Regions from separate parts of the Homo sapiens genome. Here region 2 is linked to region 1. Evidence: chromatin contacts called from ENCODE Hi-C or POLR2A ChIA-PET data. All regions are on one chromosome and are shown on one strand. The core of a region is the stretch at or near the end of the contact, and the rest is flanking DNA. Distances in the headings are between cores, read along the strand shown.

Region 1 (3,604 bases), core at 662-3,161:
TTCTTGTAAACTAAATTATTTTTTTTTTGAGATGGAGTTTCACTCTTGTTGCCCAGGCTGGAGTGCAATGGCGCGATCTCGGCTCATCGCAACCTCCGCCTCCTGGGTTCAAGCAATTCTTCTGCCTCAGCCTCCTGAGTAACTGGGATTACAGGCATGTGCCACCACGCCCGGCTAATTTTGTATTTTTAGTAGAGATGGGGTTTCTCCATGTTGGTCAGGCTGGTCTTGAACTCCCGACCTCAGGTGAGCCGCCCACCTCGGCCTCCCAGAGTGCTGGGATTACAGGCGTGAGCCACCATGCCTGGCTGTAAACTAAACGATTTAAAATCTTGTTATTCAGAATCAAGAAACACACTCCTTTACGTGTTGTTTAAATGTACTCTATAATTGGTTCTGCTGCTCCTCCCACCTCGTTTCTCAGTTAAAAAACCAAAACTATAGAATGCTTGAATTTTCAGCAAAGTGGCAAATTATCCCCATTCATGGGGCGCTTATTACCGTGGTAACAAGGAGCCAACTCATTCTTGAAGTGGGGCAGGATTCTGGTCCATTGGTTTCAGGATCTAAAACAATCCAAATACCTTTTTTGTACACTTGACAGCATGGCCTATTCAAGGTGTTTCTAAACATCCTTAGCATACACAAAGCACAGCTGAGATAGTTTGTAGAGGAAGTAAAATCCCCCGAGTTGAGGTTCTGTCATATTACAAAGCTCTGAAACAAATCCAGTCTTTATTTCTGAAGATAATCACACAGCTTCCTATTAAGGTCCATTTCCCTCCCTCTGTCTCCTCCCCTTTCTCCCCATTCACATTAAAGACAACTAGTAGGGAAGATCTGGGGGACTAGATAATTAAATGAGGCAGAAGTAAAATGTGCTTTTTTAGACTTCGGCCGAGTTGCCTAGGTGAGGGCTGCAGGTAATCTTTGGTCTAAATATGTTGTGTTAGATTTTGAAGTGCCTTTTCTTAGGTCTTGCTGTGGGACAAGGTTGTTTGGGGCCTACATCTTAGAGATTTTCCTTAGCAGTTGTGTTTGAAGCTAAAGTCTGGAGGAGCAGGTTTGGTGAGGAGGAAAAAATCATAGATCAAGATGTGAGACTTGCTGTCCAAAAATGATTTTTAGAGAGCGTAAGAAATAAATTTCCCAGTAGCTCGTAATAGAGGGCAATCTAGTTTCTTAGCTTATGAATAGAATTTAAGAGTCCAGGAAAATCAAAGTATAATTCGTTTTGGATTAGTCAGATCTCTTGTTTATGGATACGATGATCAAAAAGAGCATTACATTTTATTTTTAGGAGAAGGAGAGAATTTCAAATGCAGGATAGAAAACTCTCAATAATACAAACTTTAGGGATGTTTTGATGTTAATGAGGACAAAACAGTTGGTATAATTTTACTTCCTAAAACAGCTGGTATAATTTTTATTCTGTATTTGAGTGTGTATAACGTTATTATTTTGGGCCTGTTAAATATGGCAGTGAACAAAACTAAGTCTGTTGTCTCAGAACAGATGATCTAGTGGAGAGAGATGTACCATGGACACATGTCAGAAAGGGGGAAAAAAGTGCTGCAGAGAATGTATAGCAAGGAAAAAGGGGAATAGGGAGTGTGGGGAATAGTACTATATGAGGACAGTCAGGGAGTGCCTCTCTAAGATGACATTGAGCAAAAGCCTGCAGGATGCAAAAGAGTGACACGGGTAAATATCTGGGGAAGGAGCAGAGGGAACCACAACATGTAAAGGCTCTGAGGTGGGATTGTGCTTTGTGTGTTCCAGAAGCAGCAAGATGTCTCATTGGAGCAGAGTAAGCAAAAGGGAGAGATTTGAGTAGAACATGAGAAAGAGAGGGGGCATCTTAGAAACCATTGAAGGGTGTGGTACAGAAAATGAGATGATGGAACTTCCCCTTTTATAAGATCACTCTGCCTGCGGAGTTTGAGAGTAGAAGCAAAGTGCAGGTGAGAAATGGTGGTGACTTAAAACAGGGTAGTAGCAGTGGAGGTGGTGAGTTGTAGTTTATTCTGAATATATTTTGAAGATAGAGCCAACAGGATTTGCATATGTGGTTTGTGAGAGGAAAATGGAGTCATTTTCCAATAGCATTAGCTATTGGGAAAAAAATGTTGCTGTTTACTAAAATAGGAAAGATTTTGGAGAGTAGTACTGGAAAGTGCATAGGGAATCAGGATTTTTACTTTGGACATGTTGAGTTTAAGGTGCTTGACATCCAAGTGGAGATTTCGAATAGACAGTAGCCCCTCTTATCCTTGGAGGATACGTTCCATGGCCTCCGGTGGATTCCTGAAACCTTGGGTAGTGCCAAACCCTATATATATTGTGCACGAAATCTTTTTTCATTCGCAATTTTATGGACAGAAGATTCATCCTTACCACAGATCTTAGCAACCTCGTCATATGATTTTCTTTGTTGTTGTTGGTTTTTTTTTTTTTTTTTTTTTTTTTTTTTTTTTTTGGAGACAGACTCCCACTCCATCACCCAGGCTGGAGTGTGGTGGTGGTCTCAGCTCACTGGAGCCTCCGCCTCCTGGGTTCAAGCAGTTCTCCTGCCTCCGCCTCCCAAGTTCTGCCTCGTGCCTCAGCCTCCCGAGTAGAGTAGCTGGGATTACAGGTGTGTCCCACCATGATCGGCTAATTTTTTTGTATTTTTAGTAGAGATGGGGTTTTGCCATGTTGGCCAGGCTGGTCTCGAACTCCTGACCTCAAGTGATCCACCTGCCCCAGCATTCCAAAGTGCTGGGATTAAGGCATGAGCCACCATACCTGGCCGATGTTTTTTGTTTATAAAGTCGAGAACTTTGATCTTTTCACTTGAAGGAAACACTATAAGGCTTCTCTTTGGCATATGTGAATTGGCCAGCATCACTACTCTTGCGCTTTAGGGCCATTATTAAGTAAAATAAGGGTTACCTTAACACAAGCACCGTAACAATAGAGCTGATCCCTAGAGATAGCTACTGAGCTACTGAGTGACTAACACATTGGGAAGCCTAGACAGCGTGGATGCCCTGGACAAAGGAATGATTCTCATCCTGCATGGGATGGAGCAGAGATTTCATCACACTTCTACAAATGGGGTGCAATTGATAACTTAATTGTTTCTGGAATTTTCCATTTACTATTTTTGGACCATGGTTGACCTTGGGTAACCAAAACCATGGATAAGGATAAACTACTGTATACAAACTTGTAGTCCTGGAGAGAGGTTTGGGTTAGCCACTTGGAGAAACACGTAGGTAATGTTTAGAGCTGTGAGATCCAGTCGGGGTATTCATTCCTAAACTGTTTGAGGTGCCCTGGGGTATTGCAGTGAACTCACAGGATATTTTAAATTTTCCAGGAAAACAGTATGATAGGGTGTGTGTTTGATGCCTGTGTTTTCAAAATGATGTTTAAGATGTAAGCATGTGTGCATTTTGTATTCCCATGGGGCTGGGTCCAGCTGTATGCCTTTGTGTATGTGTACCTAGTATTCTTCACAGAAAGTATAGTACATTAGCAAACAGTTCCCATTTTACTCAAATTGTCCCCCCCGTGTATCAATCAATCCTGTTGCAGAATGATTGTACTTAATGAGAAG
Region 2 (3,604 bases), core at 618-3,117, 84 kb after region 1:
AGATAAGTTTTGAAGAGTAGATGGGATTTGTTGTAAGATAAGTTTTGAAGAGTAGATGGGATTTGTTGATGGGACTAAACAGAGTTGGGTTAAGAGAGGAGTCAAGGAGAACTGAAAGGTTTTTTAGCCTGAACCAAAGGAACAATGAGATTGACATTTACTGGGTTGGGATGAGCATGGGAAAACAGATTTATGATGGAAAACAAGGAGTTCAGTTTGCCATATTAAAATGAAGATATCTATTACAAATCTAAAAATATTGATGTTGAATAAGCAGCTGTTTTCTGGACTTTAGAGAAGACTAGGTTGGAGATACAAGTCTGGCAGTCTTAAGCATATAGATGGTATTTAAATTATGTGAATAGACATAGTAAAACGTGTAGACAGACAAGAAGGTCCAGAACCAAATCCTCGATTCACTCCATCAGTTAGACATTTCCATCTCATACCCCGTATTCTTATAACTGGTTTAATTTTTAAAGCTATCACTTACTACATAAGCAGTTTCTAAAGTCATCAAGAGCACCAATAAGACACAGCAACAAAACTAAAAAAGAGTTTGTCATTCAAACCTCCTCAAAAGAGAAAGGAAAGAACTCCATCCACGATCACAGAAATACTAAGAACTCAAAACATTCCCAAATATAGAGGATATAAAGTCTAGTGGTTAAGTGCGGGTACATAGGTCCAAGCTGTCTGAATTTTAATTCTTGTACCAACACTTAACTATTTGTGTGACCTGGGGCAAAGCACTTACTGTGCAGCTTCCTAATAAGTTGGGGATAAGTCATTCGGTTGTTGCGAATGAATTAATACCTGAATTTTTGTGCTCAGAATGCTAGCTATCTTACTATCATTGACTATCATTGACACTAAATTGTTGAAACATAAGTTGAGAGTGGGAGATCCTGCAGCTAATCACACTAATTTTTCAATTTTCTTAACCAAGAACTTGTAGCTGTTTAGATTTCGAAATGAAACCAAAACATTTTCCTAAAGGCAATTCTCTTAACTAAAAGCATGCAGCTCCCAATCTGAATTTTAAAACAAGGCCAAAACACGTTCCCAAATTCCTAAGAATCTAAAATAATCTTTAGAGGCAGGGAGGGGAAAGGGGCGTTAACAGCAAGCCTCAATTCACACATTAGAGTAAGCATGTCTGATAACAAAGTCCATCTGTGACAGACTACCAGGCCCAAATCCCTCTAAAGCAGTTATTTGATTCTCTTCTACTCTCTCCTCTAGAGAATGAGTATAAATATGCTTTCGAAAATAGAAAGCCAAGCTTTTGAATGGGAGTACATACAGCAAAGAGCTGGGAATCTAACTTAATGGCAGCAACGGGAAAACTTCTCCAGAGAGTCACCACTTATTCCTTTTTTCCCCAGTGACCAAGAGCACCGTGGGGTCAAACTCCTCTTGGGTGGGTGATGGGGAAACGGCGACCTTCCCTCATCTGGCCCCTACGCTGTCCTCTGGTAGCAAAGCTCCGGTGCAGAGCAGCTAGCTACACTCCCTCTCTCTCGCTCCTCTCGCTGGTATCTGGTGCCCGGACGGGGAGCCCCAGGTTCCAGCCTTCGGCTGCCTGGCTGGAGGACACACAGCAGAAGAAACAATAGGGCCGTGGCGGCCGCCGTACCTCTCCCGGTCGCGGCCGTCGAAGTAGACGAAATCGCCGCTCTGAACGCATTTGGCGCAGGTCAGCCGCCGGCGGGTAGTGTTGCACAGCGGGCAGCGCTCCACAGCCACGTACAGCCCCTCCGCATCGTCCACGGAGTCCACCAGGTCCCGGGCGAGCGGCCGGGGCCCGCAGCCAGGAGCCTCCAGCGCCCGGGCTCCCTTCCCACTGGGAGACGCCATGATGGCCTGAGAGGAGAGCCAGTCACGTGGGATTTTGTTTTCAACCGGGTGCATTCTGGGCCAGGAGGAGGGGCCTGGGGAAGGGGGGCTGGGATGCCGGCGAGCCCCCGGACCCCTCCGCCGCCGCGTGTTCCTGTCCCGGGCACTGTTGTTTTTCCGGTCTGCTGAGGGGCAACAGGTCCCGAAGCAGGGGGAGAGTTATATTAGAGGGGCTAGTCGGCCAAACAAAATGTCATCTGCTGGCTCAGGCCAAGACTACGAGTTAAAGCCTCAAACTTGTGCAGAAAATTGTAATACCATACCCTAAGGATTCTGGGAAAACGGAATGGGAGCGGAATAAGGGAATTTAACTTGCTGTGGATGCTTTAAAATCTGGCTAAACTACAGCAAACAAAGTAGGGTGAAGGGGCTGGGTCTTGGAACTAGGTTGAATTTTGGCTCACTCACCTGCTTAATAGCTGTGTGACTTGGGGCAAGTTCCTTAATCTCTCTGCGCCTGTTCTCTCGTGTTAAATGGATAGAATTATAGTACCCATCTAATGCCGTGAGGATTAATATGGTTAATAGTATTATACTTTACCAATAGTGAAAACAACCAAAGTGAACGTGCAAAATCAGAATTGTATCCTTCTGAAAAGTTAATCACGTGGCTAACGTACCTTCCCTACCCTGGGCCATGCTCTAAGAGAATTTGAACTAGGTAGATGGTTAGGACTTCCCTTCAAGTTTCTTTTGGTGGATAGGGGATATATAAGGTGATGTGTTGGGAGGATCATATCAGAGTAATTAGTGTTTGAATATGCCTCTAAACTACAGAGAAAAGTGAGTTTATAGGTGAGATTAAATAGACCAGTGATTCTCAAGGATGATTTTACTAGGCTATCTACTGATAAACTGCCCTGAATTCTCTCTCTAGCCAGGATTCCTTTCTCAAGTTCCATACCCAAAGATCCAGAACTACTTACTAGGTATCAGGTGACATTCCAGGACACCACAAACTCAAAGTGTTGGAAACTGACTTCTGCCTCCCTACAAACCTGTTTTCTTACTTTGGTAAAGGACGTAATCACTGATGATTTACAGCCAAGAGCCATGATTCATATTAGCCCGTCCCTCCCTGTTAATCTCCACATCACCATCGAAAACTGGTGATTCTACAAGCTAATTAGGTCTTGAATCTGAGCCCTTTGCTCCTCCGTCTTCTTAATCTTACCCAGTCTTTTTAAATACAAATCACGTAGGATTACAAAAACAAGCAAAAGCAAAAATTCTCTATATTCAGAATACAGTTTACACTAAACTTGAATGGTTCCTGAAAGTTTAAGATTTATTTTTAAGTGAGAAGTCTTTCTCTCTGATCATTTCAAACAAAAGGATTATTTTTTAAGGTCTCGGGCTTATGTTTCATTTGTATTCAGACAGGATCCTTCACAGTGCTTAATACCTAATGATCAGGATCAACTGTTCAATATTTTAAAAGGCAAAAAATACACATTAATTCCTATCGTGCTAGATGATATCACAGATAGTATCTAGCTTATGCAGTTATTTGAAACTCCTATATGTTGCTATATATTTTCAGAGAACGCATATTAATGTATTACTTAACAGCAGAGCACTGAGGTTTTTGGATACAAAATGTAGTTTAAATATTTCTTTAAGGGGAGGGGGCGGCGCCACACTTCTCAATGAAGAGAAACATTTGTACAGTTCAGAATTTTTTTTGACACCTATTATGCCATGA

The links. Hi-C counts contacts between places; a loop is a spot of excess contacts on that map. ChIA-PET counts read pairs that join two places held with the same protein, here RNA polymerase II (POLR2A). Pooled maps may share reads with other maps.
Region 2: a loop to region 1 is called in a pooled map, with 2.1 times the contacts of the local background. The contact joins the promoter of ATG14 here to the enhancer-like site in region 1. A Hi-C loop is called at or near these places in 1 of 168 maps with a recorded cell type or tissue (posterior cingulate gyrus), 1 of 37 single-sample maps with no recorded cell type and 8 of 50 pooled maps. POLR2A ChIA-PET finds 5 or more read pairs at or near these places in 9 of 52 experiments (CD4-positive, alpha-beta T cell, CD8-positive, alpha-beta memory T cell, MCF 10A and 4 more).

The regions. Positions count from the first base shown.
Region 1 is chr14:55,325,465-55,329,068 of GRCh38, forward strand. The region is part of intron 1 of FBXO34 (F-box protein 34); the gene reads left to right. Among named protein-coding and RNA genes, the nearest start is that of FBXO34-AS1, 55 kb to the left of the region's middle. RefSeq lists enhancers at 1,778-1,917, 2,727-3,228. Within about 2 kb of position 1,912, at least 3 of the 41 ENCODE cell types and tissues checked have a DNase peak (open chromatin) inside an H3K27ac peak, as active enhancers do; they include CD4-positive, alpha-beta T cell, where a contact is called at or near this core.
Region 2 is chr14:55,409,963-55,413,566 of GRCh38, forward strand. It overlaps ATG14 (autophagy related 14), which reads right to left and starts at 1,868. Exons shown (of 10, transcript NM_014924.5): 1 at 1,640-1,868. The coding sequence starts at 1,860. It also overlaps a transcript of FBXO34 not described here and the pseudogene RPL21P6. RefSeq lists a silencer at 1,858-2,157.